Regions from separate parts of the Homo sapiens genome. Here all the other regions are linked to region 3. A link is a contact called in ENCODE Hi-C or POLR2A ChIA-PET data. All regions are on one chromosome and are shown on one strand. Each heading gives the region's core, a stretch centred on a gene start or an enhancer-like site at or near the end of the contact. The rest is flanking DNA. Distances are from core to core; before and after follow the strand shown.

Evidence for each region. Hi-C counts contacts between places; a loop is a spot of excess contacts on that map. ChIA-PET counts read pairs that join two places held with the same protein, here RNA polymerase II (POLR2A). Pooled maps may share reads with other maps.
Region 1: a pooled map shows a loop between it and region 3 (8-fold over the local background). The contact joins the promoter of PSMG4 here to the promoter of FAM50B in region 3. A Hi-C loop is called at or near these places in 1 of 168 maps with a recorded cell type or tissue (naive thymus-derived CD4-positive, alpha-beta T cell), 1 of 37 single-sample maps with no recorded cell type and 8 of 50 pooled maps. POLR2A ChIA-PET finds 5 or more read pairs at or near these places in 1 of 52 experiments (CD4-positive, alpha-beta memory T cell).
Region 2: a loop to region 3 is called in a map of CD4-positive, alpha-beta memory T cell, with 11 times the contacts of the local background. The contact joins the promoter of LINC01011 here to the promoter of FAM50B in region 3. A Hi-C loop is called at or near these places in 1 of 168 maps with a recorded cell type or tissue (CD4-positive, alpha-beta memory T cell) and 5 of 50 pooled maps. POLR2A ChIA-PET finds 5 or more read pairs at or near these places in 3 of 52 experiments (CD4-positive, alpha-beta memory T cell, WTC11 and activated CD4-positive, alpha-beta T cell).

Annotation. Positions count from the first base shown.
Region 1 is chr6:3,257,290-3,260,677 of GRCh38, forward strand. PSMG4 (proteasome assembly chaperone 4) reads left to right here and starts at 1,658. Exons shown (of 3, transcript NM_001128591.2): 1 at 1,658-1,907. The coding sequence starts at 1,734. RefSeq lists silencers at 1,478-1,727, 1,848-1,967, 2,018-2,117 and an enhancer at 2,238-2,367.
Region 2 is chr6:2,986,152-2,989,492 of GRCh38, forward strand. LINC01011 (long intergenic non-protein coding RNA 1011) reads left to right here and starts at 1,816. Exons shown (of 3, transcript NR_026856.1): 1 at 1,816-1,880. It overlaps NQO2-AS1 (NQO2 antisense RNA 1), which reads right to left. Exons shown (of 2, transcript NR_186367.1): 2 at 3,185-3,341. RefSeq lists enhancers at 1,758-2,567, 2,568-3,341 and a silencer at 2,761-3,180.
Region 3 is chr6:3,847,145-3,850,979 of GRCh38, forward strand. FAM50B (family with sequence similarity 50 member B) reads left to right here and starts at 2,229. Exons shown (of 2, transcript NM_012135.3): 1 at 2,229-2,342; 2 at 2,645-3,835. The coding sequence starts at 2,668. The coding sequence ends at 3,645. LOC107986557 (a long non-coding RNA gene) reads right to left here and starts at 2,222. Exons shown (of 3, transcript XR_001743931.2): 1 at 2,172-2,222; 2 at 1,245-1,505. RefSeq lists a silencer at 1,903-2,022 and an enhancer at 2,293-2,412.

The DNA.
Region 1 (3,388 bases), core at 408-2,907, 590 kb before region 3:
TGGCTGTGACCCTCTGCCTGTGTGTTTCCCGAGCAGTGACAGCAAAGCTGGAGAGAGAGAGGAGCATTGAGGTTTTGAGACATGTATAACCAGTGAAACCATCATTACAATCCAGATTGAGAAATTTGCCATGCCAGCCAGGCCTTGAACTCTCCACCGGTCGGTAACTTTGTTTCCTTAATCTTTGGGTCCTCCTAGCTGATTGAAGGGCCTCAAATCACAAAGTAAAGGGATAAAACAATTATGGTGTAGCCATACAATGGAACACTGCTTAGTAATACAAAGACACAAGCCATTGACACACAAGCAGATGAACCCAAGATAATTATGATGAAGGAAAGAAGCTGGACAAAAAACAGTACATACTGTGTGATTCCACTGATACAAAACTCTGGAAAATGCAGACTAATCTGTGTGGCAGGAAGCAGATCAGTGGTTGGGGGCAGGAGTCATTACTGAGGGCAGGAGGGAGTACTGGACGCGTTCACTTTGTGGATTGTGATGATGATTTCACTGGCTATAACGTGTCAAGACTTCAATTTGTACACTATATATGTGCAGTTATTGTATGTTAATCACATTTTAATAAAGCTGTTAAAATATTGACCTGAAAATTAACTGTATTATTGAATCATCGATAATTAGCAAATAGAACTATGGAAAATGCCCTCTTAAATTTCAATTTAGTCAACTTAGATCTATTAGAGATTTTTAAAGCAGACCTTTTATAGTTCCAAGTTAAATCTCTAAAGTCAGTTGTAACAGAATCTGACAAAATGGGCTGTTTTCTTTTACCACCTTCTCTCTTAACCCATCAAGGCTTCCTTTTCTCAACTCTGTAATGTCCTGAAGTGTTCAAGGGGTCTCCCCATAGGTATGACAATGGGATGATTGGATGATTGTTGGTGCTTCCCATTAATCTCTCTTGAGATCCTTTCCACGTCTCCGAAAGGCACCTGTTCTTATTTGCATTTTGCAGATGAGGAAACTGAGTCTCAGAGAGGTTAAGGGGGTAGCCCGAGGCCATGTACATGACTGCAGCTTGGGACTCGGCGTCCAAAAGGGTGCCTGCCCATCCTCCTGCCAACTTAGTTGACACAATTTTCCTTTCTAAAGGCTTTCTCCCAATACCGTTGCCATTCTTAATTAGGGCTGGGTGCCGTCGAAGCCTCCTTGGAGTTAAAGGGCTGCTAGGAGGAGGAGGTGGGACGGGAGGTGGCCGTTCTCAGAGTGCTTGAAGAACTAATTAAAAATCAGTCTTTTTAAATTTTTAATTAAATTAATGTCTGTAGGGCGAAGTGTCACGGCCTGGGAGGACGGTGCGGCTGGCTTCAGCCCTTGAATGCCCCGCGTCAGTAATAATTAGGGGGTGGGGGGAAACAAAGCGAGGGTGAGTTCTGCTGGGCGCCCGTGGACTCCTAGAGGTCACTGTCGCACTCTGCTACTCAAGTGGGTTTCCCCAGCCCGTCCAGAGAGGTACTGGTGTGCGGGAGAGGCCAGCAAGACAACCAGGGACAGCTACTCCGCCCAGGGCCGGCAGCCGCCCCGCCTCGACCACGCCCCCAACCCAAGCCCGGGATCGCCCCTCCCCGACCACGCCCCTCACCCCCGCCCTTCCGGGGCCGAAAGCGAAAGCGCGCTCGGTCTCTCGGTGCTCGCTCCATCGGGTCTGGCGGGGCTGGCAGCGGCGAGGACCCGGGTCTGGCGCTGTGGGCCGGGAGCCGTGGGGCGGCATGGAGGGGCTGGTTGTCGCCGCCGGCGGGGACGTCTCCCTGCACAACTTCAGCGCGAGGCTGTGGGAGCAGCTGGTCCACTTCCACGTCATGCGGCTGACGGACTCGCTGTTCCTGTGGGTGGGGGCCACGCCGCACCTGCGCAACCTCGCCGTGGCCATGTGCAGCCGCTACGTGAGTGCCTGGCGGCCGAGGGTGCGGGCGGCGGGGCGGGGGCGCGGGGGCGCCGGGCCTGCGCGAGCTGCAGCCCCCCAGGCTTCTCTTGGGTCCACAGGGCGCCCTACTCCCCCGAAGCCCACCCGTGGGATGTCTTAGGAAGCCCGCGGGCGCCAGGGCCTGCACCACCTCGGGAGCTGCGCGCGGGCCCCGGGCCCCTCTCCTTGTCCCGCCGCCCCGCAGCTGCGTCCCGCACTGGTCTCTGTAGGTCAGAATGTCTTGGGTCTGTCCTCGCCACACGCTCGCTGGGGGACGCGTCTGCCTCGTAGCTCTCCTGCCATCTGGATTTTGAGCACACTGATAATTTTTTGGGGACTCTTGCGTCTCCACTGGATGTCTCAGGCATTTCGCACTAGGCACACATCAGGCTCTCTTCTCCAAACCTGCTCCCTCCTCCGCCTGACTGGCGCTGTGATGGCAGCTCCATCTTCCTGGCTGTGCGTTCAGAGCCTCGCAGTTGTCTTTGATTCCTCTTTCTTCACACTCCACGTGCTGAGTCCCTAGGCACTGCCGCCAGTCAAAGCAGACAAAACCCAAGCCGCCCTCACCTTCACCCTGCCGCGCTGGGCCAAGCCTGGGACATTATCATTTCCCCTCCTCTCCCGCCTTTCCGGCTTTGCGTGTCGCCGCCTGGTTTCTCCTGGTTTCCTGAGGCAGCTGTAAGAAAGTGCCACAGACCGCGTGGCTTAAAACAACAGAGGTTTATTCTCAAAGATCTGTAGACAAGGTCTCTCACTGTCACCCAGGCTGGGGTACAGTGTCATTATTATAGCTCACTGTCACCTCAAACTCCTGGGCTTAAGTGATCCTCCTTCCTCAGCCTCCCGAGTAGCTAGGACTACAGACATGTGCCACCATACCTGGCTAATTGTGTTTTTTTGTAGAGATGGGGGTCTCACTATTTTGCCCAGGCTGTTCTTGAACTCCTGGCCTCAAGTGATGATCCTCCTTCCTCAGTGAGCCCGACTCTTCTCATAAGGACATCAGTAATGTTGGATTAAGGGCCCATCCTACTCCAGTATAACCTTGTCTTAAATTGTATATATATATATATTTTTTTTTTTTTTTTTTGAAGCAAAGTCTTGCTCTGTCGCCCAGGCTGGAGTGCAATGGCGTGATCTTGGCTTACTGCAACCTCCGCCTCCCAGGTTCAAGCAGTTCTGCCTCACCCTCCTGAGTAGCTGGGATTACAGGTGTGAGCCATCACGCCGGGCTAATTTTTGTAGTTTCAGTAGAGCTGAGGTTTCATTATGTTGGCCAGGCTGATCTCGAAATTCTGACCTCGTGATCCGCCTGCCTCGGCCTCCCAAAGGCAAGCAAGTCCCTTTGGAAGTAAAGAATCTTTATGCTAATCTTTATCCTAAAGTGCCGGGATTATAGGCGTTAGCCGCCGCGCCTGGTCTAAATTACATCTTATTTACATCTGCAGAGACCCTGTT
Region 2 (3,341 bases), core at 566-3,065, 860 kb before region 3:
CTTTATTATACGAAATACCCAGCCTTGATGAAGTATCGATGACTCACTAACTGTGGTGTAACTAATTGTTTCATTCATTCTACAAACTTTTTTTTTTTTTTTTGAGACAGAGTCTCACTCTGTTGCACAGGCTGGAGTGCAGTGGCGCGATCTCAGCTTACTGCAACTTCCACCTCCTAGGTTTGAGCGATTCTCCTGCCTCAGCCTCCTGAGTAGCTGGGATTACAGGCGCGTGCCACCACACCCGGCTATTTTTTGTATTTTTAGTAGAGACGAGGTTTCACCATGTTGGTCAGGCTGGTCTCAAACTCCTGACCTCGTGATCTGCCCACCTTGGCCTCACAAAGTGCTGGGATTACCGGCATGAGCCACCGCGCCTGGCCTCATTCTACAAACTTTTATTCTGCACTCACTATAGGCTGGGAGCTACACTAGGGCCTGGGGACATGAAGACAGGCGACACGGTCCCTGGGCTCAAGATGCCAGACAGATGTGCAAACAAGTGAAATCTGATGTGATATGTGCTTTAGTGGTGCCAAGGATAAAAGGATAAGTGTTAAGAAAAAGTAGCAACAATATGTCTGACTGGGAGAATCAAGAAAGGTGTCATAGAGTCCCTAACACTTGAGCTGAGAATGAGAAAGAGCATGAGCTGGCCAGGTGACACACAGAGCATATTCCAACCTAGGAGACTGGGAAATGGGCCAAAATATATACGTTTGAGGAAACAAATAGCTTACTATATAATTAAATATGAGGCAGTTTAGACTGGGCCCTTATGGATAAGTCACACCCATAAATTTTATTTCATCTTACAGGCAGTGGAGAGCCTCTGGAGGATTCTGAGCTTCGTGGTCTCATCATCAGAGTTATGTATGGCAACCATCCCAACCTTTTTGGCACCAGGGAGGGGTTTTGTGGAAAACTATTTTTCCTTGGACAGCAGAGGATGGTTTCGGGATGATTCAAGCACATGACACTTCTTGTGCACTTTATTTTCAGTGGGAGCCCTGAGCTTGTTTTCCTGCAACTATCTGGCCCCATGTGGGGGTGATGAAGACAACGGCAGATTATCAGGCATTAGATTCTCATAAGGAGCGCACATCCTAGATCCCTTATGTGTGCAGTTCACAGTAGGGTTTGTGCTCCTATAAGAATCTAATGCTGCCTGATCTGATAGGAGGCAGAGCTCTGGTGGTAATGCAAGCAATGGGGAGCAGCTGCACATACAGATAAAGCTTCACTAGCTCACCCACTGGTGGCTCACCTCTTGCTGTGTGTCCTGGTTCCTAACAGGCTACAGACCAGTCAGGTCTGTGGCCCGGGGGTTGGGAACTCCTGGTGTATGGAAGAGACTACTCTGCAGCAATGTGGACAAATAGGATGAGGGTGAGCTGTCAGGGGAGACAGGCACACATGGCAGAGCTATTTAAAAAGGAGGATAGATGACCAGGCACAGTGGCTCATGCCAGTAATCCCAGCACTTTGGGAGGCAGAGGCAGGCGGATCACGAGGTCAGCAGTTCAAGACCAGCCTGGCCAACATGGCAAAACCTCATCTCTGCTAAAAATACAAAAATTAGCTGGGCGTGGTGACATGCGCCTGTAATCCCAGCTACTCAGGAGGCTGAGGCAGGAGAATCACTTGAACCCGGGAGGCAAAGATTGCAGTGAGCCGAGATCGTGCCATTGCACTCTAGCCTGGGCAACACAGCAAGACTCTGACTGGAAAAAAAAAAAAAAAAAAAGGAGGATAGACAGGGCTTGGGGATTGGTGGATGGGTAGATAAGGAAGGAGGAGTCTAGCATGACTCTCAGACTACTGACTTGGACCAGCAGGGGAATGGCTGTGACAATAAATAAGATTGGGAAAACAAGAAGGTGAGCAAATTTAGAGGAGAAAATGAATTTCATTTTTGGCATGGTGTGGAAGGCTCGGGAGAGAGGTCTAGGCACCAGATGTCAACGTGAGGTGAAATGGATATAGCTGAAGTCAAGGGTGTGGTGAGGTTTTGCAGGGAGAGCAGGGACCTCCAGCAAGGCCAGTGCATAAGGGAGAATAGAGAAAAAAAGAACCAGAAAAAGACAAGGAGAGGCCAGAGAGGTGTGGAAAGAACCAGGGAAGACAGTTATTCACAACAAACAAAAGAGGGCAGAGTTTTAGAGAAGGAACTGAGCAGTTTGGGGCTCCAGGTGGGGCAGGAGTGGGTGGCCACGGTTGAGGGGCAGTGGCCTTCAAATTGGTCTGGGTAGGTTCTAATGGGTCAGATTGGTCAGTCCTTTCCAGGACACTGAAGGCTGCAGAGGTGTGACTGGATGCTGGTGGAGGGATGCATGGCGGGGAAGCTGAGTCAGATCCTGAAATCCTCCAAGCATGCGCCTGAAATGACCAAGGGAAATGAAGGCGGAGGCTGCTGTCGCCTGGTGGCCTGGGAAGGGCCAAGAGCCAGGGAGCTGGAGGGAGGAGAGAACGTGCGACCTCAGCACGGAGCACTGTAGGGGAGGCGGGGCTGGAGGGAGATGGCGCCGCGCTCCCGGATGAACAGAGAAAGCGACAGGGTGAGTCGCAGGGCACAGTGTGGGATGAGTCACCGACAGCAAGGCATGGACTCCGGGAAGAAGGGGAGACGAGCCGGGAAAGACTTGCATCGGGGATGTGAGCTGAGCTGCACCCAGACAAAAGCGGCTCGGGGCTCCTGAAAGCAGCAGGCACCGCCGGTCCTGCCAAGGGGCTACTTCCTGCGCGGAGTAGGAGAGTAGGAGACCCCAGGCCAGTCCCAATCCCCGGCCCGTCCGGGATGAGGGGGGCTGCGGGAGCTGCGGGGGCCTCCTCCAGGGAGGACGGTTGCAGGGTCCCTCGGCCGCCGCCCACTCCCGGGGGCGTTCCTTCCTCCCAGCTGCGCCCGGAGCGCCTGCTGCCTGGCGAGAGCCCGCCCCTCTGCAACCAGCCCGCTGCAGCGGAGGGCGCCTGGGTGCCCTCGGCCGAGCCAGCAGCCCACGGTCGGCGCCGCACTGTCCCCTGGTGGCGGAGCGCTCCCGCGACCCGGCTCGCCACGCCTGGGAGGGGTCCAGGAGGACGCGGCTGGGACCTGGGGGCTCTCAGGGTGGGGCCTTGGGGGATGAGGCTGGGGCCCGCGGGAAACCGGGCTGGGGCGAGGAGGCTCGCAGGACTTCCTGCCACAGAATGTTTCGATGCTTTTTTTAATTCTGCAAATGTAAGCCTTTCCACTTTAAGTCCAAGCTCAGCGCAGAGGACTGTTCTATAATACATACAATTTAGTTTAAAAATGTTGCAAATGTTAACATGTGTCACAAACTCAAGCAATCCAGTATTATAGAAAG
Region 3 (3,835 bases), core at 979-3,478:
TCAACTGAAAGTCTCCAGCTACACTAGCCCCTAGCAAGAGAGTCAACCTGTCCTTTGAAGCCATGAAGCCAGGCATTGACTTCTCCTCTCTAGATATAAAAGTCCTAAATGGCATCTTCTTCCAATAGAAGGCTATTTTGTCTACATTGAAAATGTATTGTTTAGGGTAGCCTCCGTCATCAGTGCTCTTAGCTAGATCTTCTGGATAACCTGCTGCAGCTTCTCCATCACACTTGCTGCTTCACCTTGCACTTTATGTTATAGAGGTGACTTCCTTCCTCAGCCTCATGAACCAACCTCTGCTACCTTCAGACTTTTCTTCTGAAGCTTCCTCACCTCTCTCAGCTTCACAGAATTGAAGAGACTTAGGGCCTTGCCCTGGATTAGGCTTTGGTTTAAGGGAATGTCGTGGCTGGTTTGATCTTCTATCCAGACCACTAGAACTTTCTCCATATAAGCAATAAGGCTGTTTTGCTTTCTTATCATTCATATGTTTACCAGGAAAGCGCTTTCAGTTTCATTCAAGATTTTTTTCCTTTGCATTCACAACTTAGCTAACTGTTTGGCAAAAGAGGCCTAGCTTTTGGCCTATCCTGGCTTTTGACATACTTTCCTCACTGAGCTGAATCATTTCTAGCCTTTGATTTAAAGTGAGAGACGTGTGACACTTCTTTTCACTTGAACACTTAGAGGCCATTGTAGGGTTATTAATTGGCCTAATTTCAATATTGCTGTGTCTCAGGCACTAGGGAAGCCTAGGGACAGGAAGAGAGATGAAGGAACAGCCAGTCAGTGGAGCAGTCAGAACATACATAACATTTATCAGTTAAATCAATAAACGTCTTTGTCTTCTACTGCACACTTCGGAGTGCCCCCAAACAATTACAATAACCTCACAGAACGATGATCACAGATCACCATAGCAGATATCACAATGAAAAAGTCTGAAATATTGCAAGAATTACCAAAATGTGACACAGGAACACGAAGTGAGCACATGCTGCTGGAAAAATGGAGCCAGTAGGCGCTTGACGCTGTGTTGCCACAAATCTTCAATTTGTAAAAACAAAAACAAAACACACAGTATCCCAGAGCTCAATAAAATAAGATATTCTTGTATTCTGGTGATGGGGCAACAATGAGAAGGCTTTAGATTAAAAAAAATGCTAATTTCCTAGATTAAGGCAAGTGGTGGGGAATGGGAGAAAAAGGAAAGTGTGAAAGGCTCTTCTGTAATTGATTACCTGTGGAGGAACGTCATTCCAGGAAAAGGCCTAGGTTTCTGGCTTGGACAATTTGATGAGGGCTCACACCGTGCTGTTCTCCTCTGGATATGTGGGTGCCATATGTAATTATCATATGATTCACGCTTCTTGGTAAGGTTATGCTCACAGGCATTGTTGCTCTTAGGCGGGAGGAGGCTGAACCGCAGTATGTATTTCACAACCAGCTTTTCCAAACTAGGTCCCAGGAAGCACTGGTTTCGGCGAGTGTTACCAGATCTCCTGCAGGGGAGAAACGGTCACGAAACATGAACTGGTCTGCCCTGCTCTTGGAGAGTTACAGTGGAAACTGGCATGTTAGAGGCTCACAGTAAAGACACTGCTACACTTTAACTCAGTGTCCCATGGTTATTAGAGCTTAGAACCCGGGGGAAACTGCTGTATAGAAGAGGTCAAACAAGCTGAGTGCAGGTTTTGTCACGAAACTGGGGGGCGAGTAGGGTTCTATTATCAAAGAATGGTTGTGTTGGGGCCATAAGAAAGAATTACAGGCAGTGGTGCGCAGGTAATGTTCACGAGACGCCACAGCGGGGTAGCATCAGAGGCGGGAGGAGGAGGGTTGGAGAGCAGGGCCGTGTTGCAAGGCTCTCTGGGTGGCCACAGCAGCTTGCGCTGCGCCCACATTGCTTCTGCGTGTTTACAGTTGGGCACGAGAAGGCTCAGCACGCACGCACAGCAGGTGGGGGCCCGCCCTGCCCACAGCGTGAAAACAGGAGCCCCGGCCAGCCACGGCTGGGCAGGGCCAGAAGCGCCTCCTCCAGGATCCTCCCCGCGCTGGCCCGCCCCACAGGAGCACCGCCCCTACCAGGAGCCCGGAGCTCTTCCCAGGGCCCGCCTCCCCGCCAGGGGGCGATCCACCTCCACTTCCTGTTTCCGCAGCCGCCCTACCAGGAGCCTGGCACTCTCCTCAGGGCCCGCCTCCCCGCCAGGGGGCGCACCGCCTCCACTTCCTGTGTCCACGGCTGTCGCGAGAGCCCGGGGCGAGTGGGCCTCTGCTCGTGGGTGGTTCTCGTGGAGGTCAGCTCCCGCGTGTCTCCGCTCGACAGGGTGCTTGGGCAGGTAAGGGTCCGCTCAGTAGCCCAACCCTCTCTGTATGCAGCTCCCCAAATTCAGCGCTGCGCTCAGGCATGGCAGCCACCCGTTACGTGGGGCCGTTCGCATTTGCATTTATTGAGGTCAAATAAAATGCTGGAAATTGGTGCCTGGTGACACTGTCAGGTTGGTGGTTACCCTAGCAGGTCGGCCCAGCCCCTGAACGCTTCCATCACTGCCGAAAGCCCTGTGAGGAGGCGCAGAGCTGAGCATTCCCCGCCGTTGCGTGGGCCCCCCTCTACCTGCCGCGTTTTTCCTCTTTGCTGCAGAGCCCATCGGGTAGGCGCGGGCCATGGCGCAGTACAAGGGCACCATGCGCGAGGCAGGCCGTGCCATGCACCTCCTCAAGAAGCGCGAAAGGCAGCGGGAGCAGATGGAGGTGCTGAAGCAGCGCATCGCCGAGGAGACCATCCTCAAGTCGCAGGTGGACAAGAGGTTCTCGGCGCATTACGACGCCGTGGAGGCCGAGCTGAAGTCCAGCACGGTGGGCCTGGTGACCCTGAACGACATGAAGGCCCGGCAGGAGGCCCTGGTCAGGGAGCGCGAGCGGCAGCTGGCCAAGCGCCAGCACCTGGAGGAGCAGCGGCTGCAGCAGGAGCGGCAGCGGGAGCAGGAGCAGCGGCGCGAGCGCAAGCGTAAGATCTCCTGCCTGTCCTTTGCACTAGACGACCTCGATGACCAGGCCGACGCGGCCGAGGCCAGGCGCGCCGGAAACCTGGGCAAGAACCCCGACGTGGACACCAGCTTCCTGCCAGACCGCGACCGCGAGGAGGAGGAGAACCGGCTCCGAGAGGAGCTGCGCCAAGAGTGGGAGGCGCAGCGCGAGAAAGTGAAGGACGAGGAGATGGAGGTCACCTTCAGCTACTGGGACGGCTCGGGCCACCGGCGCACGGTGCGGGTGCGCAAGGGCAACACGGTGCAGCAGTTCCTGAAGAAGGCGCTGCAGGGGCTGCGCAAGGACTTCCTGGAGCTGCGCTCCGCCGGCGTGGAGCAGCTCATGTTCATCAAGGAGGACCTCATCCTGCCGCACTACCACACCTTCTACGACTTCATCATCGCCAGGGCGAGGGGCAAGAGCGGGCCGCTCTTCAGCTTCGATGTGCACGATGACGTGCGCCTGCTCAGCGACGCCACCATGGAGAAGGACGAGTCGCACGCGGGCAAGGTGGTGCTGCGCAGCTGGTACGAGAAGAACAAGCACATCTTCCCCGCCAGCCGCTGGGAGGCCTATGACCCCGAGAAGAAGTGGGACAAGTACACCATCCGCTAACACCCGCCTGCCAGAGCGGAAACCGGGGGTGGGGGGAGACACTCATTTCTAGGCCCCATCACCAGTCACTTGATTTCGTGACCTTGATTTCTTCCCCCAAATTTAATAAAGACAGAGGGTTCTCATGATTCACATTGGTTGTGCTATTGCTGATGTTATGCTTTGGTTGCTTGGTTGGTCTTTTCTGAGT